2 separate regions of the Homo sapiens genome follow, and region 1 is linked to region 2. A link is an interaction called in ENCODE POLR2A ChIA-PET data of the cell type or tissue named here. Cell type or tissue: Panc1. All regions are shown on one strand. Links, peaks and the distances in the headings refer to the core of each region. The heading gives the core; the rest is flanking DNA. Region 1 has its middle 15 kb from the start of TMEM106B. Region 2 has its middle 50 kb from the start of TMEM106B.

Region 1 (16,746 bases), core at 5,075-13,074, 66 kb after region 2:
CAATTTTTTTTCAACTGCACGAAGAACACCCAACAAGATAAACTAATCAGATGACAGCACACAAAAAAGAAGTCTCAATAAATTTCAAAAGATCAGAATCATAGAGTATATGATCCATGGCCAAAAATAAAAATCAGTGGCAGAAAATTATCTAGAAAATACCAAAATATATAGACATTAAGTATTTTGCTTCTGAGTAATCCACGAGTCACAGAAATCACAAGTAAAATGAAAAATATTTTGAACTCTATGATAAGAAGTCTATCAAAATTTGTTAGAAGCACCCAAATTACCAGTAAAATGGAAATTTATAACATTAAATGCCTAGAATAAAAAATGAAGGTTTACAGTGAACTAGTTAAGTGTCTACATTAAGAAACAGAAGACAAAATAAAATCCAACTTGAAGAAATGAAATAGTAAATATAAAAGTAGAAATTAGTGAAATAAAAGATAGAGAAATTAAAGTCAAAAGTCAGTTCTTTGAAAAAATTAACAAACCCGTAACAAAGAAATAGTGGAGAAAACACAAATTACTAATATCATTTTAAGAAGAGGAGACATCATTACAAATCTTACAAACATTAAAGACATAACAAGGGGATATTATGAATAACTTTATGACAGTAGCTCTCAAATGGGGGTAATTTTTCCCAGGGGGGATATTTGGCAATATCTGGAAATAGTTTGGTTGTCACAACCCGGGAGGAAAGTTACTACACAACTTGTGGACACAGGCCAAGGAAGCTGCTAAACATCCTGTAGTACACACTATCCTATCATAACAAAGACCTACCTGGCCCCAAATGCCAATAATGTTGAGGTGGAGAAGCTCTGTTTTGTGTTAGTAAATTCATTAGCTTAGATAAAAATGAATGAATATCTTGAAAAATATAGCTTGCCCAATTGACAAAGGAATAGAAAAATCTGCACAACCCTGTTTTTATTAAGGAGATTGAACTCGTGATTGTAACTTTCTCACAAAGAAAACTCAATCTCAGATGGCTTTACCAGTGAATTATATCAAACATTAAGTGAAGAAGTATAATAAAACCAATCTTAAATAAATGAATAACTCCTTTTAAAAATAGAGGAGGGAACATTTCCTAACTTGCTCTATGAAGCAGCATAACCCTGAAATCATAACCTGATAAATATATTATCAGAAAAGAAAATGGAGGTGCAAATATGTTAATAAAATATTAGCAAATTCAGTGCATACACACAACTCACAGAAACTGAGAGTAATGAGGGTCTGTCAAAGGGACACAGGAGGCAATGGAAAGAACTCCCAATGGCCAAAACTGGTATACTTTGAGCAATAATATTGATATAAATAAAGTGGCATTGGATGATAAACCAAATTATAAAATACACATCCATGAGTTCTTACTGATATGAATAAATGACTGAGGAAATGAGTGGGGGGAAATAGACAAATCTCCTATGTAGGAGAATTCCAAATATATATATATATACATATTTTTATATATATATATATGTATATATATATATATATTTATATACTTTTTTTTGAGTCAAGATCTCATTCTGTCACCCAGGCTGTAGTTCAGTGGCAAGATCACGGCTCACTGCAACCTTGACCTCCTGGGCTCATGTAATCCTCTCACCTCAGCCTCTGGAGTAGCTAGGACCACAGGTGTGTGTCACCACACCTGGCTAATTTTTAAAAAAATTATTTTTGTATGTGTGGAGGTGAGGTCTCACTGTGTTGCACAGGCCAGTCTCAAACTTCTGGTCTCAAGTGATCCTCCCACCTTAGCCTCCCAAATTGCTGGAATTACAGGCATGAGCCACGGCACCTGGCCCCAAATAATTTATGTAAATATAACACCTTCAAGGAGGCAGAACATAACTCCCTACTTCCTAAGTGCGGGCTGCATATGGTGATTTCCTTCCAAAGAACACAGTATAGAAAGGGGGGAAATGGTAAACACAGTTTAGAAATTGACCCATACTACCTCAGCCAGATAATCAAGGTTGACAACAGGGATAAGTCATGTTTATATTATGTACCGTAGATATAGTGTGATGAGAATGACACTTTTTTTTTCCTGAGTCTTCCTCCCCAAGACTGGTTAGGATTCTCCCCAAGATTTCTGAGTCTTCCTCCCTAAGATTGGTTAGGATTCTCCAGAGAAATAGACCAATAGAATGTGTGTGTCTGTGTGTGTGTGTGTGTGTGTGTGTCTGTGTCTGTGTCTGTGTATGAGAGATAGAGAGAGAGGTTTATATTAAGAAATTGGCTCACATGATTATGGAGGCTTGGTGAGTCCAAAATCTGAAGGGGGAGGCTGGTAGGCTGGAGATTCAGGAAAGAGTAGCAGTTCCAGTACAAAGGCAGTCAGGATGGAAACTCAGAGCCAATGTTACAGTTGAAGTCCAAAAACCATGTGTTAGCAGAATTCCCTGTTGCTGTGGGGTGCAGACTTCTGTTCTATTCAGACCTTCTACTGATTGCATGAAGCCCACCCACATTATTGGAGGGCAATCTGCTTTACTCAAAGTCCACTGATTTAAATATAAGCTTCATCCAAGCAACACCACACAGAAACATCCAGAATAATGTTTGATTATACGTTTGGGCACCATGACTCACCCAAGTTGACATATAAAATTAACCATCACACCCAATCTAGTCATGAGGAAAACATTAGACAAATCCCAAGTGAGGGACATTTTACAAAATACCAAATTATTTTACAAAATAACCAGAACTCTTCAAAACTGTGAGGGTCGTCAAAAAGAGTGGAAGAGTGGAAGTCTGAGAAACTGTCACAGTTTCATGGCTAAGAAGACATGACAATTAAATGTAATAATACTTCTTGGATGGAATCCCGAAACAGGAAGAGTATATTAAGTACAGACTAAGGGAACCAGAATAAAGTATGGCCAATGTATCGTTATTGGTTCATTAATTGTAACAAATGTACCTTGCTAATGTAAGCTGTTATAGGGAAACTGGGCATGGGGTACATGGAAATTTCATTGATAAACGTGTGGAATAATTTAAAATACTCAGGTATTGCTAGTGGGATGTAAAAATCAATTCTTTAGAGAACTGGTAATTTCTTTCTTTCTTTCTTTTTTTTTTTCTTTTTTTGAGATGGAGTTTTGCTCTTATCACCCAGGCTGGAATGCAGTGGCGTGATCTTGGTTCACTGCAATCTCCGCCTCCTGGGTTCAAGCAATTCTCCTGCCTCAGGCTCCTGAGTAGTACCATGCCCGGCTAATTTTTTTGTATTTTTTAGTAGAGACGGGGTTTCACCATGTTGGCCAGGCTGGTCTCGAACTCCTGATCTCAGGTGATCCACCCGTCTCAGCCTCCCAAAGTGCTGGGATTATAGGCATGAGCCACCGCACCTGGCTGAGAACTGGCAGGTTCTTATAAACACATGCATTCTAGACCCAGAGATCTACAAGGACATCAAACATGTCCACAAAAAGATTTGTACATGAGTACTCATAGCAGCCTTATACTTAGCCATAACTTGGAGAAAAAAAAGACACCAAATATCCATCAACGGGATAAGCAAGGTGACATACATTTGCACATTCGTAATTTATATAATGGAATGCTATTCATCAATAAAAAGGAGCTACTGGTATAAGCAACATGGACAAATCTCAAGAACTTTTTTTGTGCAAACAAATCTAGATGCCAAAGAATTCATATAATGTGATTCTATTTATACAAATTCCCAGAAAAGGCAAAATAAATACTTGGTTATAGAAAGCAGAAAGTGGTTTCCTCAGGTAGAGGTAGAAATTGACAGGAAAATGAGCATAAGGGAAATTTCTGGGATTGTATAAGTATTCTTCATTTTGTTTTGGGTGACAGTTATAGGGTTGTGGGCAATTGCTCAAACTCATTGAATTGATCAATTAAAATACATAGTTTATTATATGTAAGTTACACTTCAATAAACTATTAAAAATTTGTTCTTAGATAAAGTATTAGAATCTATTTTTTTCTCTTTATCTTACATTGTCTTTCAGCATGGAGGTTCTGATTTGTCTTGGCTTTTCATTTATGAGGCTCAAAACTCTTTACTTTCTTTTCCTCAAACAATAAAGTTACAAATCCAATTCATTAGTTCAGGGCCCTATTTGATGTTGGTATCCTATAATTCCCATTAATATTCAGACTTGGGTTCTAAATTTTAATCGTGTACAAGATTTGCCTTTGGTTGGCCTATGTTGCCTAGGTTTTTTACTTTCTTTTCTGATCTCTGTTGCCCAAACAGTTTTCCTGGAATTTGTGCCTATTGCCTCTTCTGACCTTGAGTACCTGGGTAAATTTTAAAGCCCCTTTTTGTGTCTTTGTGTCTTTCTCATTCATTGCAGTATCTTCACAATATCGTTTCATAAAATAGAGAAATGATATGTTGGCTTTGAAATACATGTTAATATTACTATAATTTGAAATAAATCACTTTTATGAAAAATAAAATAAAGGGGTGAATAATTAATGGAACTTGACTCTTTGACTCTATATTTGGGTAGCTGTATTTTCTCCTGTATACCTGGCTTGATCTGATCATAAATAATTTTGATATCACTTTTAAATAGAATACATGTAGTAAATATCATGAAAATGTTGTTATCTGTCTTAAATTCTCTTTCATGTTTACTATTAGTCATTTTCTGATTTATTTTAAGAATAATTGGACAAAGAGACTCAGAAGACAGAAAATGGGCATGTGTGATATCCAAAATTTTGAAACAGATAGTAGACACAGACTGATTCCTAGGAACCAACAGACAAAGTTGCAGTAGCTTTAAAGAGCTGATATCAGATGATAATAGCAGCTATGACATACTTGAAAGAAGGAATTTGAGAATGCTGTTAGACACTAGAAAAAAAAAATGAGAATTGTGTCCTGCAGACTTGGTGGATTAATTCCACACAAGTGTACCCTTTTGTTTAGCTGGTCACATCTGTTGTAGGTTTTACCCCTTCACTGCCTGACCCTAGGCATATGGGCCAGAGTTTTGCCGAAATGGCCATTTAAGTGGGTACTGATGTCTTCTGCAAGAGAATCCAACTGTAAACACTTTGCCAGGATTCTGTAATCCTTGTTCTTCTTCCGACTTTCCTGGCTTGTTCTTCCTGCCATTTTGGTTCATTTCTGCTCTACCTTTTGCTCGGAATGTGCTCATCGTGCAGATTGGTGTTTTGTGTATTTTTACTGGCTAATCATTTTCCCATAGCTAATGTTAAGTATATAGTATATCATCAGTGTCTTACTTTTATTATCCTCATTATTAAGAATTAATGATCTACGTGGAAGTACATTTTTCCCCACTCGTTTATAGATTTATTTGAACTTTTTCCTTAATATAATCATTCCTATTGCATTTGCAAACCTATTTTTATTGAAATGTTTTGAAAAGCTCATAGAATCCTTGGCAGTAGTATTTTGAGTCACAAATACAAAAGTAAGTAACATTAGGGGACATTTGAACAGACTTTGGCACCAGCTAGGTAAACCTATCAAAAGACACTCTCTGCTGCTTGAATCTACTAACTGATGACTAATGGAAAATTACAGAGCCTCCCTTCTAACCTTGACATTCCTATAAGGCTTTAGTTTCACAAGAGATCAGGCATGCATATGTAATAAGTAGAGCACCCAAACAAAAATAAGCCTTGTTAAAAACAATAGCCTGTGAGAAGTATCTGCTTATTTTGTCTTCCTACTCCTGGCACCAGAATTTGGCTAGAATAATAACACAGGGGTCATCATTGCAAATATGCCTGGGAAGATTATTTTATTAGGAATCTATAAAGAATTATGTTTATGTTTAGTCATTATGGAATGAAAACTATAAATTTTACTTTGCAATCAACTGAACATAATTATGTGTAACAGTGGGTTTGCAGATTCCCTTTTTACTAAGAAATTGCAGTAAAACTTGTTCTAGTATATGTAGGGATGTTGCCTTCTTTTTGACCAATTCTGGGTTTATTTCTTGTGATTTCCAAATGCATTAGCTATTCTGTTGTGTCTCTCAATGTTTGTGTCCTATATTGGTTTTAAAAATTTTCGTAATTCTTAGTCTACGTGGTTTTTTGTAATTCTTCAGTTTGTTTTAAGCATTGTCTTTATTGGATATATTTCTAAAAAGGTTGATGTCTTTCTTATATTCCTTATAAAATATTTAGTTCCAGTTTTATAGCTCCAGGTGTAGCTATTTTTTTTTTGAGAGAGTGTATTGTACCTATCTCTTTTTCTTTTATGGATTCTCTGGTATTCTCTGGGTAACTGCCATTTGATCTACTCAAATTAAGGCAATAAGAAGAGTACAGAGTTTTACTAATTTTGGGAAAAAGAATCCAAGTTGAAAAGAGCATAAATGCATTCATCATCTTACTTTTTGCATAAGACCACAAAATTGCCCCTGGAGTATTGATTATAAACTAACTTATGCTGATATTAAACTAATAATTCTGAACATAGTATTAAGATTATTGAACCAAAACATTGTTAATCACAGTATCTGAAAGAAAGTTGTTTAAAATAGTAAAAATAAACAACCAAAAATTATTGAAGTGTTTCTTCTTAAGCATTAAGGCCTAGGTGCCAACAGATGAAATGATGTGTAATAATTGTTATAATCTTTGTTTTCATATTATATTATTTTTGCAGTAAAGACAATTTTTTTCTTCTTGGTAAAAATTATTCCAAATTTCCACTCATGTGTTTTTCATATTGGAACCTCACATAGAAACTAGATGAGAAATTACAATACTTTCAACTACTTCCCCAATTAATATTTTCTTACATAATAATTAGTAAATATAGATCTTGTTTTGAGAAAATGCCTCAGGAAAGAATTTTGATCCCTATGGTGGTTGTAGATCTTTGAAATTGTTAACGTGATATGTAAATAGCCTAGGCATCTCTCAGGTGTGGCAAATGGGCTGAGCAGGTGTTCTTTCAAAGAGAAAATGTAGCCCTGTAGGAATGCTTCTCTGTCTGATTTCCAAAGTAAAACATTTGAATTCAAAGTTTCTTCGTGTATTTTTAAGTTACATGGGTGTTTTTTTATTACAACGTTCCATCCACCTTTTATACATTTTTCAAAAATTGAACTCACAAGATACTAAGTACAAAAAGCAGAGGAGGCTGGTGGGAGAAGGGCATGAGCAGGGGAGTTCCAGGATGCAGTAAGCTGTGATCACACCATTGCACTCACTAGGCAACAGTATAAGACCCTGTTTCCAAAAAAAAAGCAAAAGAGCTAAAATTCATGTTTATCAGGATGTTTGGAAGTCCTAAAATTCATGTTTATCAGAAAGTTTGAAAAGTAAGTTTATCCGAGATCACAATGCCTGAAATACCATAGGTAAACAATAAATAGTTGTTGAATAAATGCATCTTAAACAGACTAAAATATTTTACTGTCATTTGAACCATGTATATTTTCTCCAGCTAAATGGTGCTAAAGCCTGAAATAGGGAAAATTAATGAACTCCACTCATCCTGTAGTCATTATTTCATCTTTCATTGTTACTAATTATCTCTATTTGTGTTTGCTCACTTGGCTACTGCCTCCTCACCAACATCAATTCTTTGTTCCTTTCCACACACACACACACACACATATTTATTGCATGGAATTCTCATAAGCATATGAACTTCTCTGTAAAGCTCATGAATCATACTCTAGAAAGGAAGGAAGACTTACTTAAAGAATATCTTGCTAATCAAAGCCACTCAGGAGAGCACTCATTAAACTGGACCACAGGGTTTGACAATAGTGATGGGTAACACCTCTACTCTAGAGGCAGAAAAAAGGAGCACTATTATCTTCTTCTCATTAGGAGTGCCCAGTAACTCGTAAACATTTTTCCTCCTCCATTTCTTGCACTTCCTAGTGGAAAAGAGAACGTTTTCTACAGTTTGCTGTTTCAAGAACATTGATTTTAAGATTAAAAATTCACGTGATTGTGATTTAACTTGGTTAAATCTTGGTTTTCTACTGCTCTTCTCATCCATGTACTTCCACCTCACCAGTCTCTTCTCTCTAAAGCCTCTTAGCTTCTTGTTTTGCTATAGCTCACTGACTATAAATCAGCATGCTTATATAGATTGAACTTAAGGGTTCTCTTAAAATATTTTAGTTTACATTAACAAATTACAAATTTATGGTAGCAAAAACCCACCACCGTTGTGGTACAGTAGAAATGCCTGAAAATGGCCTCCTTGTAATGACTTACCTTAGATATTTGCAAATGCTGTAATCAGTAGTAATGATGGCATAGCAAAATAGTATTTGATTAATCACATTAACATCAAAATAAAATTTTGTGTAAATAAATTTTGGGTAAGTAAAAATTAGACATAGTAAATGCTAAATAATTTTATTAGGAAAAAGTAGTGGTATAATCATGAAATATTAATAGTAATATCATGACATATGTGTTTTAACTTTGAGGAGAGAAATGAGATGCCTGAATAACGGCCAAGCATCAGTCTTTTAATAGGACATTGCATGCTTGAAACAGATATACTCTCCATTTGTCACACAATGTAGCTATTGTAATGTGAACAGTGTAGCAGTCATTGATGATAGTTATGTAACATTCTGCAGAGAAATTTTAACAGGATCAAAATTCTACAGAGCAGCACTATCTATATTGTTTTACTGTTTTATCTGAGCTTTCCGCATGGATTCACTCTACCTATCAAATTTGGTTTCTTAATAATTTCCAAAATGGAAAAGAATGTTTTGTTTTACTATATCTGCTCTATGATACACATATGATGCTTTTATTATATCAAGTTAGTAAGATGCGTTGCAGTTTAGTGACTTTTTTTTTTTTTTTTTGAGGCCACAGGACAGCAATCGAATAAGTAGGTTTAATTCCTGGAATCAGCACTGGTAAATTTGCTGAAAAGACCTACTAAAATTATTTTATCAATTATAGAATTGTACATGATATAATGGAGACCATAATAGACTTTAGATTTAGAGAATGTTGTGACTTAATTAACAAGCAATATGGTTAAATGTCATTTTCAAATAAACAGTACTATCAATCCAGTGTAAGAAACACATGTACTTATAGCTCTTGATATAAGGATCATTTACCTTAATTCAGTGTGCTCACTCCTGTCTCTCACACACCTACATACACATGCACATTACACATAGAAATCCAAGACACACAGTCTGAAGATTTAAGGGTATATTTTTGAGATATGCAAAAGATATGCAAAACTAAATGAAGTGTAAAGGAACCAAAATCTCATTAGTATACTGCTCTTATCAACTAGTTAATTCATCATCTATACTCTAAATACTTTCCTGCATTATTCAAAGGCATAAAATATTAGATTTCAAAGTCAGAATGATTTTTTTTTTTTTTTGAGGTGTAGTCTCACTCTGTCGCTCAGGCAGGAGTGCAGTGGTACGACCTTGGCTCACTGCTACCTCCGCCTCCTGGGTTCAAGTGATTCTCCTGCCTCAGCCTCCCAAGTAGCTGGGACTACAGGTGCCCACCACCATGACTGGCTAATTTTTGTATTTTTGGTAGAGATGGAGTTTCACCATATTGACCAGGCTGATCTCCAGCTCCAAAGTCAGAATATTTTTATGTTCTAGATATTATTCATATTGTAATACGGTTATTAAATGGTCTATTTAAAAAATATGTTGGTCAATAAATTATAATTGTAAGTAAATCATAAAACTTGGATTAAGGTACCATGTTTATATGAAATGTCACACAGAAAAAGAATTGCTTTCTAAGTTGTCACAGAACACATTAGTTTATGGGTGTTGTTACTGTAAGTTTACTTCAGAATATTTTGAAGTTTCTTACAATGACATGTTTACACATTGGTACAGAATATTCTGAAGTTTCTTACAATAATTTGCTTACACATGGGTACATACCTTGGTTATTACTATTATTAATTAGGGGATTTTTAAAAGAATCTATTTTTACCTCTTAGATACAGAAGAGTTTAAAAACAAAAACAAACACAAAAAGAATGGTTATATTCATGCTTATGCCTTCTCATATAAAGAAGAAACAGTATGACTGGAAAGCACAAGGCTGAAAATTCAGATGAGTCTGAATCCAAATTTGTGGATGTATGAATATTTGTACGCGTATGTGTATGCAGGTAATCCGTTTTCCCCTTTATAAGGTTGATGCCGCACTTTAAGGATTGCATGCCGATTAGGGGGATGTTATGATAAATTTTTAGTCTCTAACATAAATATACTATTTTACTTACACTAAGTGGCTAACATAGAAATATATTATGATGTGTGACTTTAGATTTAAACAAGATAAAATACAAAGATGATATCTTATGCTATCAATCAAAGCTATCATTGAGCAAAGGATGATGAGTGATCTATGAGCTTCTCCTCATCAGTCTGGAATGACTCTAGGAGGCCAGTTTGTTTTAATGTCTTTGAAATGACCTTATTTTAGCATATTTTTAAATATAAATATTTTAGCATATTTTATTTAACATGAATATTTTAGCATAATTTACTGAATATGAATATTCATGTTGAATTAAGTAGTATTTATTATCTAATCCTTTATTTTTCTCTTTTATTCATTTTTTAATTCTCAGTTGAAACTTAATTTTTATCATGTTAATGAAAATTTGTCTTATAAATAGTAATTCAGTATGACTTACTAATGACCACACAAATCAGATCAGTATTGGATCTAATACTGGATCAGTATACTGAAGCAATGCATCATAGAAACCTGGTCAGGAATGTCAATGTCAAAGCATTCCTAGAAGAAAGGATAGTTTATAGATTGCTTCTTTCTGAAAAGATAAATAAGAATCCAGAGACATAGTTTATAAATTTTATCTGTGTGTAATGGTGAGTAAAGCAGTTTTTTCTGTTTTTTTTTTTTTTTTTACCATGTTTGTGTAATCTTCTTTCAGACTTTTTGTTTATGAAAAAAAGACTTATAACCAGAAATATATAATAACCAACAGTTTGAAGTATTCCTAAGACTATTTTTCAACTTTGTTTTTAAAATTACAAAATAAAATAAAATTTAAATTAAAAAATATGGAAGTAGCTAATTAAATTAGTATTAAGGGAGGATACAGAACTGTAAATGCACGGAATAGGCTAAGACTGCAAGAAAATGTTCCAAAATATGAGGGCAGTATGTTGACTTGTCTCTTCTACTTTTTCTTTATATATGTTGGAACATTGTCTTTATAATGAATTCAACACAGTGAGCACTCTAGGAATATAAAAGTTAAGCCTTGAAAACTACTATAATGCAATAATACTGACAATACCTTATAAATTGATCATTACAGAATTTGGAAATTTCACAATAAATGTTATGTGGTTCTAAATAATGAATTACATTGTAGGCTATAACTCTAGTAATATCCTATTTATCTTGTACATTATTGTAACTTTGAAATCGAATGCACTTCCTTATCTTCTAAGCCATACTGCCTGAAATACAAGGATTATTATTTTAGATAGCTAGAAGTCCTGGTATATTTAATGTTCTAGATGCTGGATGGAAATATTCAAATACAAGAGTCATTGATGACCTCAGGATGTCTTTCAGAGAAAGAAATTTAAGATGGAATTTTAATAAAGTATTTTTCCACTTTCTGTTTTTGATTGTCTCAAGGTGTCAACAGCAGCAACTAAAATGTGATAGTACTGGACTAAACAAGAAGGCACTGAATCATTCTCTCAACCATAATTACCGGCTAATTCTGCCCTCTAGAGAAATGCTTCAAATTTAGTTTTAAATTAAAAAAAAAAGTTGTCAATGGTGTTTAAATTTTAAAAATGTCTTTAACCTTTGTCTTAGTCCATTTGTGTTGCTATAAAGAATACCTGAGGCTGGGTATATAAAGAAAAAAAAGGTTTATTTTGCTCATAATTCCACTGGCTGAAAGATTGGGCATCTGATGAAAGCTTCAGGCTGCTTCCACTCATGGCAGAAGACTAAGGGGAGCCAGATGTGCAGAAATTCTCTCTTCATATGGTGAGAGAGAAAGCAAGAGAGAAGGGAGCAAGGTGCCAGGTTATTTTTAATGACCAGTTCTCACCGCAGTTCACTTCCATCCCTGCGACTTGCCTCAGGGAGGGCACTAATCTATTCATGAGGGATCCACCTCTGTGGCTTCAAAGCCTCCCATTAAGCCCCATCTCCAACAGTGGACATCAAATTTCACCATGAGATTTGAGAGAACAAACATCCAAACTATAGCACTCTGTTCTTGGGCTCCTAGAAATAATGTCCTCCTCACATTGCAAGATATAATAATTCCTTTTCAATCCCCCAAAGTCTTAACTTGTTCTAGCAAAAGTCCAAAGTCCAAAGTTTCATCTGAGACAAGTCTCTTCCAGCTATGTTCACGTAAAATAAAAAAAAAAGTTATTTACTTCCAAGATACCAAGGTTGTACAGGCATTGGGTAAAAGATTCCTATTCCAAAAAGCATAAATCAGCCCAGAGAAAAGGGTAACAGGCCTCACACAAGTCTAAAACCCAGGAAGGATGACATTAAATTTTAAAGCTCCAAAATAATCCTTAACTTCATGTCCTGCATTCTGTGGACTAGTTCAAGGACTGGGTTTCAAGACCTCAGGCAGCAGTGCCCCAATAGCTTTGCCGGGTGTACTCCATGTGGCTGCTTTCATGAGTGGGAAGAAACATCAATGGCTTTTTCAGGCTGAAGGAGTGATATGGTTTGGCAATGTCCCCAAGCAAATCTCACCTTGAATTCCTATGTGTTGTGGGAGGGACCCAGTGAGAGGTAATTGAATCATGGGGACAGATGTCTTTCCCATACTCTTCTCATGATAGTGAGTAAGTCTCACAAGATCTGATGGTTTTATAAAGGAGAGTTTCCCTGCACGAACCCTCTTTTCTTGTCTGCCACTATGTGAGACATGCCTTTCAAATTCCACCATGATTGTGGGGCCTCCCCAGCCACATGGATCTGTAAATCCATTAAACCTCTTTCTTTTGTAAATTGCCCAGTCTTTGTATGTCTTTATCAGCAGTATGAAAATGGACTTATACAGTAAATTGGTACCAATAGAGTGAGGCACTGCTGAAAAGATACCTGAAAATGTGGAAGTGACTTTGGAAATGGGTAACAAGAAGGGGTTGGAACAGTTTGGAGGGCTCAGAAGAAGACAGGAAAATGTGGGAAAGTTTGGAACTCCAGAGAGACTTGTTGAATGGCTTTGACCAAAATGCTGATAATGATATGGACAATGAAATCCAGGCTGAGGTGGTCTCAGATGGAGCAGAGGAACTTGTTGGGAACTGGAGCAAAGGTGACTCTTGTTATGTTTTAGCAAAGAGACTGGTGGCATTTTTCCCCTGTCCTAGAGATTTATGGAACTTTGAACTTGAGAGAGATGATTTAGGGTATCTGGTAGAAGAAATTTCTAAGCTGCAAAGCATTCAAGAGGTGACTTGGGTGCTGTTAAAGACATTCAGTTTTAAAAGGGAAACAGAATATAAAAGTTTGGAAAATTTGCAGCCTGACAATGTGATAGAAAATAAAATCCCATTTTCTGAGGAAAAATTCAAGCCTGCTGAAGAAATTTGCATAAGTAACAAGGAGCCGAATGTTAATCACTAAAACAATGGGGAAAATGTCTTCAGGGCATGTCAGAGATCTTTGCAGCAGTCCCTCTCATCACAGGCCCAGAGATTTAGGAGGAAAAAAAATGGTTTTTTGGGCCAGACCCAGGATCCTTGTGCTGTGTGCAGCCTAGGGGCTTAGTAGCATGTCCCAGCCACTCCAGCCATGACCAAAAGGAACCAAGGTACAGCTTGGGCCGTTGTTTCAGAGGGTGCAAGCCCCAAGCCTTGGCAGCTTCCACATGGTGTTCAGCCTGTGGGTGCACAGAAGTCAAGAATTTAGATTTGGGAACCTCTGCCTAGGTTTCAGAGGATGTATGGAAACACTTGGATGCCCAGGCAGAAGTTTGCTGCAGGGGCAGGGCCCCCATGGAGAACCTCTGCTGTGGCTGTGCAGAAGGGAAATGTGGGATCAGAGCCCCAACAAAGAGTCCCTACTGGGGCACTGCCTAGTGGAGCTGTGAGAAGAGGGCCACTGTCCTCCAGACCTCAGAATCGTAGATCCACCAACAGCTTGCACTGTGCACCTGGAAAAGCCAGAAGCTCAATGACAGCTCATGAAAGCAGGCAAGTGATGTGGCTATACCCTGCAAAGCCACGGCCACGGGAGCCCACTTTTTGCATCAGCATGACCTGGATGTGAGACACAGAATCAAAGGAGATCATTTTGGAGATTTAAGATTTGACTGCCCTGCTGGATTTTGGACTTGCATGGGGCCTATAGCCCCTTTCTTTTGGCCAATTTCTCCCATTTGAAATAGCTGTATTTACCCAATGCCTGTATCCCCAGTGTATCTAGGAAGTAACTAACTTGCTTTTGATTTTACAGGCTCATAGGTGGAAGGCACTTGCCTTGTCTTGGATGAGACTTTGGACTGTGGACTTTTGAGTTAATGCTGAAATGAGCTAAGAATTTGGGGGACTGTTGGGAAGGCATGATTGGTTTTGAAATGTGAGGACATGAGATTTGTAAGGGGCTATGGAAGAATGATATGGTTTGGCTGTGTCCCCACCCAAATCTCATCTTAAATTTCCACGTGCTGTGGGAGGGACCTGGTGAGGTAATTGAATCATAGGGGCAGCTCTTTCCTGTGCTGGTGATAGTAAATAAGTCTCATGAGATCTGATGGTTTTATAAAGGGTAGTTTCCCTGCACAAGATCGCTTCTCTTGTCTGCTGCCATGTGAGACATGCCTTTCACCTTCTGCCAGGATTGTGAGGCCTCCCCAGCCACACGGAACTAAATAAGCTCTCTTTTGTAAATTGCCCAGTCTCTGGTCTGTCTTTATCAGCAGTGTGAAAATGGAGTAATACAAGGTGCATGCTACCAATGGCTCTATAATTCTGTAGTCTGAGAGTAGTGCCTTTGTTTTTACAGCTGTACTAGGCACTGCCCAAGTACAGGCTCTCTCAGTGGCTCTACCTCATGACAGACTTCTGCCCGGGCACCCAGGCTTTCCAATATATCCTCTGAGATCTAGGTGGAATTTGCCAAGCCTCCATGGCACTTGCATTCTGAGTACCTACAGACTTAGCACCACATGAATGCCACCAAGGTTTATGGCTTGCAACTTCCAGAGCAGCAGCCCAGGTAGTACCTAGGGCTCTTTGAACCATGGTGAGAGTTAGGGTGGTCAAAACCTAAGGAGTAGCATCCCAAGGTGGTGCAGTGTAGCCGTGACCCAGGCCTGTCCCCTGAAACCATCCTGTTATTTTAGGTCTCTGAGCCAGTGATGGGAGGGATGGACTCAAAGATTTTGAAATGCCTTTGGGGTCTTTTTCCCATTGTTCTATTAACATTTGATTCCCTTTTATCTGTACTAATCTCTCTAGTAAGTGGTTGTTCTGCAACAGCCTGGGATTCCTATCCTAAGAATGCTCTTTTCTTCTCCATCAAATGACCAACCTGCAAAATTTTATGCTCTGCTTCCCTTTTAGTTATAAATTCCAACTTTAAGTCATTTGTTTGCTTCCATATCTGATTGTAAGCTCTTAAAAGTAGGCATGCCAATTCTTGAGTGCTTTGCAGCTTAGAGATTTCTTCCGCTAGATACCCTATGTCATTGCTCTTAAATTTGGCCTTCCCAAAAGACCTGGAGCATGGAAACAATGCAGCCAAGTTCTTTGCTATGGCCTCATCAGCCTGGGCTACACTGTCCATATTTCTATTAGCATTTTGGTCACAACCATTTAACCAGTCTCTAAGAACTTCCAACTTTTCCTCATCTTCCTGTCTTCTTCTGAGCCCTCCAAACTCATCCAACCTATGTCCATTACCCAGTTTCAAAGCTCCCTTCAAATATTCAGATATCTTTAACAACCCCCCAACTCCTAGATATCGATTTTTGGTTTAGTTCATTTAGCATTGCTATAAAGGAATATCCAAGACTGGGTAAATTGTAAAGAAAAAAGGGTTTATTTGGCTGATAGTTTTGCAGGCTGGACAAGAAGCATGGCACCAGCATCTGTTCCTGGTGAGAGTCTCAGGCTTCTTCTACTCATGGTGGAAGGCAAAGTGGAGCTGTCATGTGTGGAGATCACGTGGCAAGAGAGGAAGCAAGAAACCGAGGAGGAGGGACTAGGCTCTTTTAACAACCAGCTTTTGCTGGAACTAATAGAACAAGAACTCACTGATTATCACAAGGACAGCACCATGCCATTCATGAGGGAGGAATCTGCCTCATGAGCCAGATTCTCCCAATTAGACTCCACCTCCAATGTTGGTGATCAGATTTCAACATGAGGTTTGGGGGGAGATCCAAACTATAGCAACCTTACACTGAAGATTTTGAATATTTAAAGTTCTGTACTGTTAGTGTCTTTCCCTAGACAATATTTCTCAAATCATCTGATTACATTTCATTTGGTTTAAACATTTTGTAAATTTTATAAGTTAACAAACTGAATATGAGATTAGTGGTGTTTTCATCATTTTTTTCTCTCAGTTCAGTATCAATATCCTAAATCACCATAGATAATTGACCTTTATGACCTCCAAAATGTATCAATTTTACAGTTAGTTCAGAATTAAAATTAATTATAGACATTAACATTCTTAACAAATTTATGCCAGATTGCTCCCTAGGTTTTTGGC
Region 2 (16,746 bases), core at 3,061-11,060:
TGGCCTCAACTCTGCTGTCTGATCAGAGTGGGCGCTGACAGCAGGGAGAAGCTGGACAGTGGGAGCAGGCACTTCTGAGCCTGTGGTGGGATGGGGAGTCTTCCCAGGCCACCAAGAGTGCAGAGGTGCCTAGGTGTGCAGCTATGGCTTGGGCTGCCACAACTGTGCCTGGGAGGGCAGGCCTCCTGTCTGCTTCTGGCTTCCAAAAGCACAGGGGTGCCCAGGTTGCAGCCCCGGCTTAGACAGTTGCAATTGTACCTGGGGAACTTCTGCCCTGCCAGCTTGGAAGGGGCAGGGCTCCTGCTTGTCCCCGGCTCCCACTGGCTCCATGGAGCATGCAGCCCCATCCATGCCTCCTGTCTGCATTTTCCTTGCAGTGGTGGCAGGTGAGGTGCAGGTGGTGCAGTGGCCCCAGCCAACCCCTCACAAATGAACCCTATGTTCCTGAGGCCAGCCCTGCGAGTCCCTGTTGCACCTTTGCCCAGGTGCTCGCAGGCTCCCAGGACGCAGTGGGGAGTAAGATTGAGGCTGTGGCAGAGGCCCTGGGCCTGTGAGCGGGTCCTGCCTGGCTGTGCAAGGATGGGGGTGGTACAGTTGGCTGCCTTGGGGAAGTGGGACATAGGGGTCCCACTGCTGCCACCGCTGCTCCTGCAGCAACTCCTGCCACCACTGCCCATACCTCCCTGCTGAAGCCAGCATGATGGCAGCTCCATACAGCCCACCGCTGCCATCACACACATGGTGGAAAAAGCAAAGGGATAAAAAGGGCCTAGCTAGTTTCCTCAAGCCCGTTTCTAAGGGTACTAATCCATTCATCAGAGCTGACCCCACATGACTTAATTACTTCCCAAAAGGGAACAGGAACGTTCAAACCATAGCAAAGATGAAATTTGAAAGACAAGTAACACATTCCATAACAGTAGATTCAGCCTCTTGGGTAGGCAAAACTAGAATTGACCTACATGATATAGCTTGAAGGTGTCTTTCCAAAGACATTTCTTTTTACTAGTCTGTCTTAAATTCCAATTAAAAATTCAATCACACAACATATGTTTATTGATGATCTACTCCGTGTCACACATTGTTAAAAGAATAGAAAATACAACAGAGAACAAAAACAAAGACATTGCCCATTTTCCTTAAACCTTAAGAATTACCACCTGGATAAGGTTTGTCCTATATATGTCCTGCTTATGCTATTATGGACTTGATATTTTCTACTTTTAGAAATTTATGTACAAAAATTACATAAAGTTATATAATAAATCACTTCAATATGTGTTAAACAGGTAGTATTTGCTCTTAATAGAGAGTAAATGTAAATAAATTAATGCAAGGATTTCAAAACTACTTTTTTTTTTTGAGATGAGATCTTACTCTCTCCTTTACTGATTGATTGATTTATTGATTGATTGAGATGGAGTTTTGCTCTTGTTGCCCAGGCTGGAGTGCAATGGTGCCATCTCGGCTCAACGCAATCTCTGCCTCCTGAGTTCAAGCAATTCTGCTTCAGCCGCCCTGAGTAGCTGGGATTACAGGCATGCACCACCATGCCTGGCTAATTTTGTATTTTTTAAGTAGAGACAGGGTTTCTCCAGGTTGGTCAGGCTGGTCTTGAACTGCCGACCTCAGGTGATCCGCCCACCTCAGCCTCCCAAAGTGCTGGGATTACAGGTGTGAGCCACCACACCCAGCCTCTCCTTTATTAATTAATAGATGTCAGTTTATCAGGACTACAATCATGATAATTCTGAGTTTACAGAATGCTCTCTCTCTATTTAAAGGGGGAAGAGGGGAATAAGAAAGTGTTAGAGAGGTATAAAAGGACCATAAACTAGGACCTTCCCCTTCGAGTAAACAAAAAGATACTATGTGATTCATTTTGCAATAAAATTATTATCACTATGGCTTTGAGGATTTATTGTCCTATGAAATCATCTTCTTAAATACAATATATCCTGTATCAGTTACTTGTATTGTGAAAGTCACTCTAGTTTAATTGATATCATTGTAGGATAGAAAGTCTTTCCCTGAGATATTAAGAGGTTGGGTAGAGTACCATAGAGAGGAGTTACATTTCATTAAGGCCTTAAACTTCTCATAGTCTAATAAAACAGAAAATGTGGAAAGAGTTCAAAAGTGAGGAGGAAAAGGACTTACTTCACAACTTTGCCTTTGAACCTGCTAGAAAGTGCAAGATAAGGTAAACAGCAATTTCCATTTTCAAATTTACAAAACTGTTTACTTCCATAGGTAGTTAATATAGTCTCAAATTAAACTTGATTTTAGGAATTTACTTAACTGAGGTGTAACAGATAGATAGATGTACACATGCATGCATTTATGCATGTGTGTTATGAATTTATTTTCTGAGAAAATAAGTCCAACTTGAAATGGTTATTAGGGGAGAAACAAACCCTATCGCTGATGTGCTAGACAGTTTCTGTTTGCCCAACCAGAAACATTATTTATTTCCATCCTACACTGTGTTCTGGAAGACTGAACTTGTATGAATTCCATCAACAAGCTCCCTTTCCTTTGGCATCCTGTTCATTTGGACCAAAAGGTAAGCTCCAGCAGGAGAATAAACGAAGGGAGAAAAATGAGGTCTGAATGTGTTTTTTCGTTTCTGGCATCCTTTTCGTGGAAGAATGAATCTCCTGACTAAATATCTCAGTTCTTGTCAGGAATTCCTCTTAAAATAGCCCTCTCTATTTTTGTGCCACTTCTTTACTAAGGGTGGTATTAGTGCTGTAATTTATTTGTCCAAGTATAGCACTAACTCTTGTAGTTTTTCTACACCATGTCTACCTACTTGTAAATAGCCCTTGTGTTAAACACTCCTCTAATTACCTAATTTAAATGTATCATTTTTTCTTTTATCCTGCTAGGTCCCTGACTAGCTCGAACAATCTTATTAAGAACTTCATTGGTTTGGGATCAAGTATTCAGCATGTAGAATTAATCTTTCATAAGGAAACCTAGTTTTTAAAATGCCGCTTACTATAAATACCTTATACATCAGAGAAAACAGATATTCTGCACTGTCATTAAAAAACTGGATTCTAGGTGGGCATGGTGGCTCATGCCTGTAATCCCAGCACTTTGAGAGGCTGAAATGGATAAATTATGTGAGCTCAGGAGTTCAAGACCAACCTGGGCAACATGGTGAAACCCCATCTCTACCAAAACATGCAAAAATTAGCCAGGTATGGTGGCATTTGCCTATAGTGCCAGCTACTCAGGAGGCTGAGGTGGGAGGATCGCTTGAGCCTAAGAGGTGGAGGTTGCAGTGAGCCAAGATGGTACCACCACACTCCGGCCTGGCCAAAACAGAGAGACCCCATTTTCAAAAAAAAAAAAAAAAAAGAATTAAAAAAAAGAAAGAAGGAATTAAAAAAAAAAAAACTGTTCTTATTTTCAATTCCATTATATCTTACAGTCTTTTGGGAACAAAGTTATAGAATAAAACAAAAAATTGCAAAAGTAGATAAAATATTCTACTGGTTAAAATACATATTAAAATACAATTTTTCTTGTAAAAATTACTTTTAAAATTTTAGGGTTGGTTCTGGTTGTTTTGAAGTAGCTGGAAACAGATTTAAACTCGCTCATGTTGGGATACAATACAAGCTGGAAAAATATTTTAAATTTAAAAAGCAATAATTTGCAGGCACTAAGAGGCCACCATACAGAGTTATAATTCTTGAGATAAGGGAAGATGTGGTAAGTATCCACATTCACTAACTTTCTTGCTCAGGTATTTTCTGTATAACAACTGAGGAAAATAGAGCCCATTCAGATAGTGCAGTCTCAAGGCAATGAAGCCTACCAGAGAGTGCAGTTTCACTAGGTTAAAAAAAAAAAAAAAAAAAATCAAAGATCAGAGTTTAGAATTACATAGAAAACATTACTGACAGAGGTTAAAGACCTAATAAGCAGAGATACAGATGATATCCTGGATAGGAAGAAAATATTTTAACAGGTGAATCTTCCCTAAATTGGTCTATAGATTCAATATCATTTAAAAATTCTGCATTTTTTTTAGTGGAAATCAAGATTATTCTAAAATGTGTGTGAAGAGTAAAATGTATGCAGGGGAATAAGAAGAGTCCAGTAATGTTGAAGAAGAACACAGCTGTAAAACTCAACACTAACAGATACAAAGACCTATTATAAAGAGACAGTAATTAAGACTGTAATATTGGTGCAAGGAGAGTCAAATAAACCAGTGAAAAGGATACATAGTTCAAGCCCGGTGCGGTGGCTCATGCCTGTAATCCCAGCACTTAGGGAGGCTGAGTTAGGAGTTCGAGACTAGCCTGGCCAACATGGTGAAACCCCGTCTCTACTAAAAATACAAAAATTAGCCAGGAATGGTGGTGGGCACCTGTAATCTCAGCTACTTGGGAGGCTGAGGCAGGAGAATTGCTTGAACTCGGGAGGTGGAGGTTGCAGTGAGCCAAGATGGTGCCACTGTACTCCAGCCTGGGTGACAGAGTGAGACTCCGTCTCAAAAAAAAAAAAAAAACAAAAACGTGTAGGTAGTCCAAAAATAGACCAATATAATAACATCTGCACCTGATTTATTTAGTCCAAAAATAGACCAATATAATAACATGGGCACTCAATTGCAAGTCAAGGGAGACATAACCATCTTCTCAGTAATGGTGTTGGGTCATTTGTATTACGCATTTTTTTTAAGGACATGGGCCTTTATACCACATAAAACTACTTTGAAGATGGGGCAAAGACTTATATTTGAAAGCTAAAATAGTCAACATTCTCCAAGAAAACGATAAAACATATCTGTATAATAACCATTAAACTATTGACTTTTATTTACATAAGACTTTTTGTTCATTAAATTATTCAGACAATGAAAGGTGAGCACAAACTGAGAGAAAATATTTGCAGTACATATATACCCAATAATGGGTTTATAGAGAACATATAATGAAGTACTTATATTAAATTTAAAAATTCATTTAAAAGGGGGTAAAAGATTTAAACACTTTCCAAAAGAGAATAGAAAAATAGCCAATGAATATATAAAAAGATCCTCAGAATATTAGTTATCAGATAAATGCCAGTTAAAGTCACTCCTTACCCATCAGTGGGTAATGGCTAAAATGAAAATGAGCAAAAGTATTAAGAATGAGTGAGGATGTGAAATAACTAGAACTTTTACCTTATTAATTTAGAAAAATATTTGATATTCATTACTAATGCTAAACCTACTTATACACGTCAACCTACCAATTCCTGCACAGCAGTGAGAAAGAACTGATTATTGATACACACAACAACATGCATGAATCTTACAGAGTTAATGTTGAGTGAAATAAGTGAGACACAACATAGTACCTGATGTAAGACTCTATTTACAGGAGGTTCCAAAAGAAACAAGACTAATATGGTGATATGGTTTGGCTCCATGTCCCCACCAAAATCTCACTTGAATTGTAATCTCCATAAGGGTGGGGCCAGGTGGAGGTAACTGGATCATGGTGTTGGTTTCCCCCATGCTGTTTTCATGATAGTGAGTCTCACAAGATCTGATGGTTTTGTAAGCATCTGGCATTTCCCCAGCTTGCACTCACTGTCTCTCCTGCCACCCTGTGAAAGGCGCCTTCCAACATAATTGTAAGTTTCCTGAGGCACCCCTAGCCATGCGGAATTGTGAGTCAATTAAACCTCTTTTCTTTATAAATTACCCAGTCTCGGGTATTTCTTCATAGCAGCGTAAGAATGGACCAATACATGTGGTGACCAAAGTCAGAATTGTGTGGTGGGGTGGAGAGTATTGTCTGGATAAGAGCACAAGGGAATCTTCAAGGAAGGGGTCTGGAATGTCTTGTACCTTGATTTGGGAAGTGGTTACATGAGTAAGTCAACATATAAAAAATAATCGAGATATATATTTAAGATTTAAACACTTTATGTAAGTTACATTTGAATTTTTGAAAAGATACCTTTCTCATGCAAATAAAATCAATGTAGGTTTGATTTTCTCTAACATAATCCACTTTTAGTTGTGTCGCACAGACAAAATAGAAACGTATCAAAATATAATTTGCATTTCTTTAAAATTGTTAATGTAATTTTTATAACCATTTTTTCATTGTTCACATTTTTAAAAACTAAATCAGACTTCTGCCGTGTATATACAAGACCATTTATACTCTAATGTTCTAGTCAAACACTGAGAAGTGGTGTTTTGATTGGTGATCCTGATCACAGATCTAAAACACCCATAATTTTAGGGTTGAATGAAGACTTCTGATGAATATTTCCCTCAAATGAAATGTGTTATTCAGTGATCCTTTCATTGTTTAGCCAAGGAGTCCTTAAATTAAGAGCTAAGGACCATAACTATTCAGTTAACCATTTATACATAGTTTTCCCTAGGTTTGCAGAATATTGGCTTAGTCAGTCAATTCCAGGTAAGCCATTAAGCAATAATCAAATAGCAAGCAATAATTAGCAATTCTTATATAACAAACCAGGAATGTAGAGACGTGGGACTGGGGAATGTTTACATTAGTTCAACAGAAATAGTTGGAGAGCCATAGGTATTATTAAGTAGCTTTTTGGGTATTTTGTCTTAATGATGGATCCATTATTTGTGACAGACTACAGCAAAAACTCCTTAAATTAGAAATCTAGTGCCATGCTAATTAATTATGGGGCCTCGGCTGAGGCTCTGGGTCTCAACTTTCTTACACATATAAAATGAATGGTTATTTCTAAAATTCTTCCATTCTATTGCCTAAGATAAAGTTCTACAATAATTTTTTAATATACTTTAATATAGGTTTCTACATAATAGCCACTTATCTATTCATACTTCTGATTACAAATTTAATCATTTTTCCATTTTATATATAGATCAGTGCTTTGCTCACAATGGAAAAAGAAGCACTTTAATATATGTTTCTTAAAGTACGATTTCAAGAAAACTTCATAGTCTGCATAATATTCCTCCATCTCTCATTCCCCTTTTGCATGGTAGCATGAAAATAAAAATATACTCATTATAATCAGTAATTTTCTCTCACCCTTATACCAAATCTTATACCCAGGAAAGCCATGAGTGCTTCTTACATAATCAGATCCAGCCTGTCTAAATATAAAAAAGGAATAAGAAAGATAAACTGTAAAAAGTTTGTACATTTATACAAATGAATACAGCTTTATAAGAAAAAAGCTTTTAAAATATGTGTAAAGGAACAGTAACATGAATAGCATAATTTCTGAATTTTGTTTCTGCCATAAACAGTGTGGGGGCAAGGTAGCTCAGTCAGGGAAGGGGAGAAATTTCTTGGTGGCTTTGAGGTTTGTCTTTACCTCACCCAGTCCATGCCTGGAATCCTCTGTCCACTTAGTGACCTCAGGCCCTATGTCCCAGGCTTTTCTTTAAACATCTTAGAAGGAGGCCGAGGCTAGGCTGGAAGGCAAGATTCTCATTTAGAATTTTCAGACCCTTTGGTCTGCAACTGAATGTGATGGTGGAAGCTGGTCCCCTGCCTCTAGCTGTCTCCACTCCACCATCCACTTTTCTTCTGCTGCTTCTGACCATCCCAGCAGCATCCTGCATTTGAGGGGCTTCCAGTGCCCTCAGGACACCCTCACAACAAAGAACAATGGACATCTCTGTTAACGGTTGTTTCTTTTTTTTTTTAATTATACTTTAAGCTTTAGGGTACATGTGCACAACGTTCAGGTTAGTTACATATGTATACATATGCCATGTTGGTGTGCTGCACCCATTAACTCATCATTTAACATTACGTATATCTCCTAATGCTATCCCTCCCCCCTCCCCCCCCCCACCCAAAGGATTATAAATCATGCTGCTATAAAGACACAAGCACATGTATGTTTATTGCAGCACTATTCACAATAGCAAACACTTGGAACCAAGCCAAATGTCCAACAATGATAGACTGGATTAAGAAAATGTGGCACATATACACCATGGAATACTATGCAGCCATAAAAAATGATGAGTTCATGTCCTTTGTGGGGACATGGATGAAGCTGGAAACCATCATTCTCAGCAAACTCACAAGGACAAAAAACCAAACACTGCATGTTCTCACTCATAGGTGGGAATTGAACAATGAGAACACACGGCTGTTTCTTGACACCATTGTGGTTCACCCTGGACACACCCTGCCGGCAACTCAGCAGAAAGAGATACTTCAGGAAAGAGCCCCACAGAGCTGGGAAGTGGGCTTGGGGCTTTTGGAACAGCCATCCAGAGTCCCAGGTACCCATGTCATGGTCTACAAGGTGGAGCACAGGCTCTGAGTGGCCACATGTCCTTGGCCCTGTGGGGAGTATGTGGTGAAAGGCAGCTTTAGCAGCTGCTGAGGCACAGCCCCTTCTGGTCCAGGTCTGAGTTCTATTGATAACAATGCTACCGGAGGGACAAAATTTAGGGTGTTTGACACGTAAAATACAATTAACTGTGCATGAAAGTTCTGGACCTTGACCCAGAATACTGAGAATAATATTCAGTAAATGGAAAATATGATCTTGGTACTGGAGGCATGTGACTCTGCTGCTTATTGCCAATCTTGTCTGCTCCTAGGAAGAATGGGAAGCATGTGGATTTAGTATTGATGTCTTCCCACCTCCCAACATCCCCTGTCCTGTCTCAGGAAGTGAAATCTGCTCAAACCTTGGTACAGAATTGTCACACCCAGAATTACTCTCCTCATGAAGAGATGACTGATTATTTTTTCTCTCCTCTCACCCTTACAAACTCCCTTTGTCTTGAGGAAAATGATGTCAGCTAGGTAGAAGAAAAAAGGCAAGGGTGAGAAGAGCAGTCTCCTCAGTAGAATTCTTTCAGGGGATTTTCCATTTTAAAGGTTGATATTTTCTGACAAAAATGACTCTTTCATTGATGGAGATCCAGGTATTACACCAAAGTTTGTTGAAGAGATTGCTTGTGTCATTGTATCCTATGCTTAGCTACCTCAGTTGAAATTCAGGACAGTATAACAATTACAGTTGTGTGTTTTGGAAAATATGACAAACATATATAGGGTTGCGAGGATTTATTGTTAAACTAGGACATTAAAGTACTATCATAGCACAGAGATGCTATGGAGGAGAGGATAGAAAGGCAAGATGAAAGATATATAAAAATGTATGAAATTTTTATGAAGTTATAACTTAAACAGTGAAAGAATCATTAAAATTTCTTCAGTGTAAAAAATGCATCTAAAAACTTAGATGTCTCTTCCATAGGAAAAAAAAATAGCAAGTGTTTTTTCAAACTCTTTATAGACATTTATATCTTAAGTGTCTATTCCAGATTCTCATTTGCCTTCTTTACAATCGAGGAATGACTTTTTAGAGGTACAATTAATGACCCCATTCTCTTTCACTAATATAAGAGTATAATTATTTCATTGGAAAGCACTACTATATATTATATTTCTTTCATATCTTTGTTCATGTATTAGTCTCATACAGTGCCTGCCTTATAAGATATTGTAAGAAATTATCAAGATAAATTTAATGCAGAAATAACAATGGTATATAATGTCCCTACTTATTCATTTATGCTTACATAACATTGGAGGTGCTCAAAAGGTTCCACGAGTATTGAGTCATTAAAGCTTAGTACCCCTGTGAGGTATGCTTGGTTATTATCATTATAGTTTATTAGACAGATCAAGCTTCCCCTGGAGTCCTGAAAGCTCTTACAGAAAGTGTTGGCTTTTTAATATTCTGCATCTGAGAATTACAACTCAGGTTTATGAAATTAACTCATTTTTCTTAGGATTGTCTCTTTCTTTTGAGTTATATGGTTTCACCTTCTTGTAGCATAGCAGAAACAGTGCACACCCAGCTTTTAGAAAACCTGTAGTTGAAAGGCTATTTCATCTCCTTCCAGAGATACAAAGAAGAGGCAAAATATTTGAGGGATTATAAGTAACCAGTGGGTGACATGAAAATTATTGATATATTTGCTAATATTTATTGAAAAATATACAATGTGCCAAGATTGTGCTAAATCCATTCCAGAGACCAGAGGCTTTGAAAGTCTGCATATTTTGCAAGTGCACAGCTCCATAAGTGGAAGAGCTAGTCCGGAACTCTAGCCTTTTGACTTCTAGCCCGATGCCATAGCCTCCATCCCTGAATTTCCCCAAATTTGATATGCTTGCTACCAGTGAGATAGAACTTGATTTTTCTCTGTACACAAGTATACTTTACTAGTTATATATTTCACTGCATTTTAAAATAATATTATTTCCCCACTAAACTGTGGTATGATAGATATCATTCCCTAGGAGAAAGCTAAATCAGGTAGAATTTGGGTTTAGGAAGTAAGTAGAAATGACAAAAATCACAAAGGTGGAACATTAAACTTTAAAGTCTGGAAGACCTACTATGTATCATATCACAGACTGAAGTGTATGAGGTAGTATGAAGTGAGTGTGGTTTGAATAACAAGAAGAAAGAAATAGGCTTTTAGCTCTAGCTCTAGTTTCTGTTTATTTTTGAGGAGATGAAACTGTTGAAAAATGTTTTCTTGCTTTTGCTTCTGGATATGTAAAAACTATTAAGGAAAAAAAACTTTAAAATAAGCAGCTTATCCATCATGGGGCCTTTAGATTCAAACTGATTGGTTCTGAAACCATAGTACATCCACTTACTAGTTGTGTGACCTTAGGAAAGTTAATTAACCTCTCTGAACTTCAGATTCTTTATTTATGAATGGTGATGAATGGTGTGAATGGTGATGTTATTTGTGAATGAACAGACACAATGTCTACAGAGTGCTTAACTTGTATTAGAAGGCATTCAGCAAAAGGTATCTACTGTTGTCATTTCTAGCACATTATTACCTCTTCTCTTTGAAACTTGCATCTTTGAAAGTATCATCAGTTACATCAGTCACTATAACTGTTAGCCCCTGACTCACTGTCATTCTCTTCTTTATTTCAGGTTTTGATGAGAACATGAATAGTCCTTTTAAATGTGGGCGCCTCTGTTTCTTGAACTCCCCTCTTCCCCAAAGCTTGTCTTCCACCCTAATTCAACCACTCAGTCTCATGGTCACATCCTAGACCTTGACATTGTCAGTACCTGGTATCCTCCCCAACTATAATCTCATTATCTAGTCTCCTCATCACAAAAATTTCAACATCACCTTTTTCACGAATCTGTTTTTACTGACCCTTACCTTCTTGTTGTTCCGTCTCCTTCGTTACTAGTCTGCTCAAGCTGCCATAACGAAGTGTGGTGGCTTAAATAACAGAAATGTATTTTCTCATGGTCCCAGTGGCTGGGAAGTCCAAGATCAAGAGTGCCAGCCAATTCAGGTTTTGGTGACAGCTGTCTCTTGGATTGCAGGCAGCTGCCTTCTTGCTGTGTCCTCATGTGATCTTTCCTCAGTGCAAAGATCTTTTCTGGGTGCACTGATATTTTTTTTTTTTTTTTTTGTTTTTTTTTTTTTTTTGGGTAAAGAGAGGAGAGGTCTCTCTCATACTCTATTTATAAGGCCACTAATCTCATCATGAGGGACCCACTTACATGACCCCATCTAGCTCTAATTATCTCCCTTAGGCCTTACCTCTAAATTCCATTGCACTGGGGGTTAGAGCTTCAACAAATGAGTTGCGGCAGGATATATTCACTCTGTAACACTTCTCCCTCCTAACCCAGCTTAAATTTACCAATTATAACCTCTCCAGTGCACACACCCTTGACTCATATCTCTCTTCCTTCATCATTTTCACTTTCACTTCCAGCCACATTTGGCCTCATTTAAGCCCAGAGTAGTTGGAACAAAACACACAAATATTCTGATTAGTTTCACTTTCAGTTAACAGCAATGAACTCCAGTAGATGTTTAATGCTGTTACGCACTCAGTACTTTCCTGATTCACTCAACTTTCTCATTTCTCATAGAACTTTGCTACTCCATGTGTAGCCCATGGGCCAACACTATTGATATTACCTAGATATTCTGAGAAATACAGATCTCAGACCCCATCCTAGACCTACTGAATACGAACCTGAGTTTTATCAAGATACTAGGAGATTCTTCTGCATAGTGTATTTAAGTTTGGGAAGCATCCCCTTAAAAGACTCTCTTCTCACACCTCCAAATCTCCTCTATCATCACTCTTAGCCAATGGCCTTGCTTCCTATATTTCTTAAAAACTGTAGCAATACATAAGTGGCATAGTCTTCCACCACGACTTGTACTCACTTACCACCATTCCCACTCACAACTTTTGCCTTCCCACTTGGGCCTATAAATGAGCCATCCATGTTCCCATTTGAAGTGATTGCTCCTCTGGGCTCTATATCACATCCCTCCCAGTTGGTCTAGGCTCTGCGTTAGCAATATTTCCTTCTCTTCCTTGATCATACCTACGGTCATGCAACAATGCTTTTATTTTTTCTTTTAAAATACCTTCTAATCCCATTTCCTCTGTTGCTTTCTCCTTTTATTTATCACTTTTGCAACAAAATTATTTAAATGACTTGTGTAGATCCTCTTCTGCAAATCCTTTCTTCCCATTCTCTGTTAAACCTACTTCAAATGTGTTTTGGCTCCTTTCATGTCTCCTTTTTTCGTCAATAGTTATTAAAAACTGTTCTTTTCAAAGCAAGCAATGATCTTCACATTACTAGATCCAGTGGTTGGTTCTCAGTATTCATTATACTTGATACCATCAACTACATTAGAATAAGCTGATCACTTCCTCCTCTTTAACATGCTGCCAGTATCAGATATATATTGAGCACATGTGTATTTTAAAAATTATTAATCTTCTTTGAAAGAAAATTTAGGATTCTGTCAGATTCAGCTGCATATAACAGAAATGTCAAACATAATATTTGCTTAAATGTGATAGAAGTTTCTCTTTCTTAAAAAATGTCTGAAGCTAAGAAATCTAAAACCAGTAGAGAGGCTTCACTGTGTCACAAAGACTGGGAATTCTATCATGTGCTTCATCACTTTCAGTGTTGTTTCCAAGTTTATAATTACTTCATAGTCTGAAAAACCTGTTAGAGATCCCATCATTAAGTCTGGGTTCGAGGCAACAGAGAAGATGATTGACATAAGAGCAGGCCCTTTTTCTTTCATCACTACTCATGAGTCTCATATTATGCTTCCGCCTGCATATTATTGACCTAGATTTAATCATATGCCATATCTAGCCACAAGATGAGCTACTAAAGGTAATCTTTGATTGGCAATAGGCCCACCTAAAACACAGGGTTCTAAGAAAGAAAAGGAGAATAGATGTTGTGAGACAACTAGAAGTTTCCATCCAAGGAAGTCATGACATTATCTTCATGAGAAAATGTGCTATTAGAATCATAAGAGAGTCCCAAATAGATGACTAACACATAAAGAAGCCATCACACGAAGGGCAGCTGATTTGTTAGTCATATAGCTGCTTTGTTCTTTGAGATCACATAAATCCAAACACTATATTTACCTTTAAAGTGTCAGTACAATTCACCTACATTACATTGTTTGTATATAATTCACAAATGATATATTTGTTTAAATGAGCATACTTCATGTAAAGATTAACAAAGCAATATCAACTTGATTTCCATAATCGTCAATCATCTAGCCAATATATGTAAGACTCTTATTCCATAAAAATCATTTGCTACTATGGAGAATAAAACATTAAACTGTCTTCATATTAAAAATAGATATCATAATAGGAATGTTGTATTGTTATATTGCATTGAGTAAAAGAAAACTGTTTGTGGAACCTAACCTTTAAATGACTTATTAAATATCTCTATGCAAAACAAACATAGACTGCTTACATGATAAATATAGAAGTGAACATCACCAAGGCCTAAGCTGACACTAGGGTTAAGTTTTGAATTCAAAGATTGAAATTTTGATTTAAACTCAGATGAGATTTTATACCTGAAAAGATTGTTTTTAAAAATGAAAGGGCTTTTCACTTACTGATTTTTCAGTTTTAAAGAATACAACTCTTTGTCACATACGTTGCTAGTATTTTTTTCTCAGTTATTATTGCTACTTGCTGTGATTTCACTTATGATACAGGTGAAATAACATGTGCAAGCAATAGAAACAAAGTACAAAGCAAAAAGCAAGGATGGGGGTGGTAAGTATAGGCACAGCTGACTTCTGATAAGGCTGAAACTAGAGAAGTGAACATTACCAGGACTACTTTTCCCCATATAACTCATACTAAAATGAAGCCTTTCAAGCATGTGTATTTTCTCTTAAGGCATAGCACAGTCTCGTACTTAGGAACACTAGAGAGCACTTGAGCATCATGCCTAGGGGGCATTTTTTAAATTATACTTTAAGTTCTAGGATACATGTGCAGAACGTGCAGGTTTGTTACATAGGTGTATATGTGTCATGGTGGTTTGCTGCACTCATCAACCTGTCATCTACATTAGGTATTTCTACTAATGCTATCCCTCCCCTAGCCCCCCACCCCCAACAGGCCCCAGTGTGTGGTGTTCCCCTCCCTGTGTCCATGTGTTCTCATTTTTCAGCTCCCACTTATGAGTGAGAACATGTGCTGTTTGGTTTTCTGTTCCTGTGTTAGTTTGCTGAGAATGATGGTTTCCAGCCTCATCCATGTCCCTGCAAAGGACATGAACTCATTCTTTTTTATGGCTGCATAGTATTCCATGGTGTATATGTGCCACATTTTCTTTATCCAGTCTATCATTGATGGGCATTAGGGTTTGTTCCAAGTCTTTCCTATTGTGAATAGTGCTTCAGTAAACATACGTGTGCATGTATTTTTATAGTAAAATGATTTATAATCCTTTGGGTATACACCCAGTAATGGGATTGCTGGGTCAAATGGTATTTCTCTGGTTCTAGATCCTTGAGGAATCACCACACTGTCTTCCACGATGGTTGAACTAATTTACACTCCCACCAACAGTGTAAAAGCATTCCTGTTTCTCCGCATCCTCTCCAGCATCTGTTGTTTCCTGATTTTTTTAATGATCGCCATTCTAACTGGTGTGAGATGGTATCTCTTGTGGTTTTGACTTGCATTTCTCTAATGACCAGTGATGATGGGATTTTTTTCATATGTTTGTTGGCCGCATAAATGTCTTCTTTTGAGAAGTGTCTGTTCATATCCTTTGTCCCCTTTTTGATGTTTTTTTTTTCTTGCAAATTTGTTTAAGTTCGTTATAGATTCTGGATATTAGCCCTTTGTCAGATAGATAGATTGCAAAAGTTTTCTCCCATTCTGCAGGTTGCCTGTTCACTCTGATGATAGTTTATTTTGCTGTGCAGAAGCTCTTTAATTTAATTGGATCCCATTTGTCAGTTTTGGCTTTTGTTGCCATTGCTTTGAGTGTTTTAGTCATGAAGTCTTTGCCCATGCCTGTGTCCTGAATGGTATTGCCTAGGTTTTCTTCTATGGTTTTTATGGTTTTAGGTCTAACGTTTAAGTCTTTAATCCATCTTGAGTTAATTTTTGTATAAGGTGTAAGGAAGGGGTCCAGTTTCAGTTTTCTGCATATGGCTAGCCACTTTTCCCAACACCATATATTAAATAGATAATCCTTTCTCCATTGCTTGCTTTTGTCAGGTTTGTCAAAGATCAGATGGTTGTAGATGTGTGGCATTATTTCTGAGGCCTCTGTTCTGTTCCATTGGTCTATATATCTGTTTAGGTACCAGTACCATGCTGTTTTGGTTATTGTAGCTTTGTAGTACAGTTTGAAGTCAGGTAGCATGATGCCCCCAGCTTTGTTCTTTTTGCTTAGGATTGACTTGGCCATGCGGGCTCTTTTTTGGTTATTGGTGTATAGGAACACTTGTGATTTTTGCACGTTTATTTTGTATCCTGAGACTTTGCTGAAGTTGCTTATCAGCTTAAGGAGATTTTGGGCTGAGATGATGGGGTTTTCTAAATATACAATCATGTCATCTGCAAACAGAGACAATTTGTCTCCCTCTCTTCCTACTTGAGTACCCTTTATTTCTTTCTCTTGCCTGATTGCCCTGGCCAGAATTTCCAACATTATTTTGAATAGGAAGGGTGAGAGACCGCATCCTTGTCTTGTGCCAGTTTTCAAAGGGAATGCTTCCAGCATTTGGCCATTCAGTATGATATTGGCTGTGGGTTTGGCATGAATAGGTCTTGTTATTTTGAGATACGTTCCATCACTACCTAGTTTATTGAGAATTTTTAGCATGAAGGGGTGTTTATTTTATCAAAGGCCTTTTCTGCATCTATTGAGATAATCATGTGGTTTTTGTCATTGGTTCTGTTTATGTGATGGGTTATGTTTACTGATTTGCATATGTTGAACCAGCCTTGTATCCCAGGGATGAGGCTGACTTGATTGTGGTGGATAAGCTTTTTGATGTGCTGCTGGATTTGGTTTGCAGGAATTTCATTGAGGATTTTCACATCGATGTTCATCAGGGATATTGGCCCGAAATTTTCTTTTTTTGTTGTGTCTCTGCTAGGTTTTGGAATCAGGATGATGCTGACCTCATAAAATGAGTTAGGGAGGAGTCCCTATTTTTCTATTGTTTGGAATACTTTCAGAAGGAATGGTACCAACTCCTCTTTGAATCTCTAGTAGAATTCAGCTGTGAATTTGTCTAGTCCTGGGCTTTTTTTAGTTGGTAGGCTATAAATTAGTGCCTCAATGTCAGAACTTGTTATTGGTCTATTCAGGGACTCAGCTTCTTCCTGGTTTAGTCTTGGGAGGGTG

The links. ChIA-PET counts read pairs that join two places held together with the same protein. Peaks named below come from ENCODE experiments on the same cell type or tissue, not always from the same donor. Only the 100,000 strongest peaks of a DNase experiment are listed, where the experiment ranks them.
Region 1: POLR2A ChIA-PET joins it to region 2 with 11 read pairs; 2 of 35 experiments call an interaction of 5 or more read pairs at or near these places.

Annotation. Positions count from the first base shown.
Region 1 is chr7:12,188,405-12,205,150 of GRCh38, reverse strand. No RefSeq gene overlaps it. Among named protein-coding and RNA genes, the nearest start is that of TMEM106B, 15 kb to the left of the region's middle. In Panc1, for the core only: no CTCF peak of the experiment used is centred there; no DNase peak of the experiment used is centred there; H3K27ac peaks cover 2,506 bases.
Region 2 is chr7:12,252,874-12,269,619 of GRCh38, reverse strand. No RefSeq gene overlaps it. Among named protein-coding and RNA genes, the nearest start is that of TMEM106B, 50 kb to the right of the region's middle. In Panc1, for the core only: no CTCF peak of the experiment used is centred there; no DNase peak of the experiment used is centred there; H3K27ac peaks cover 97 bases.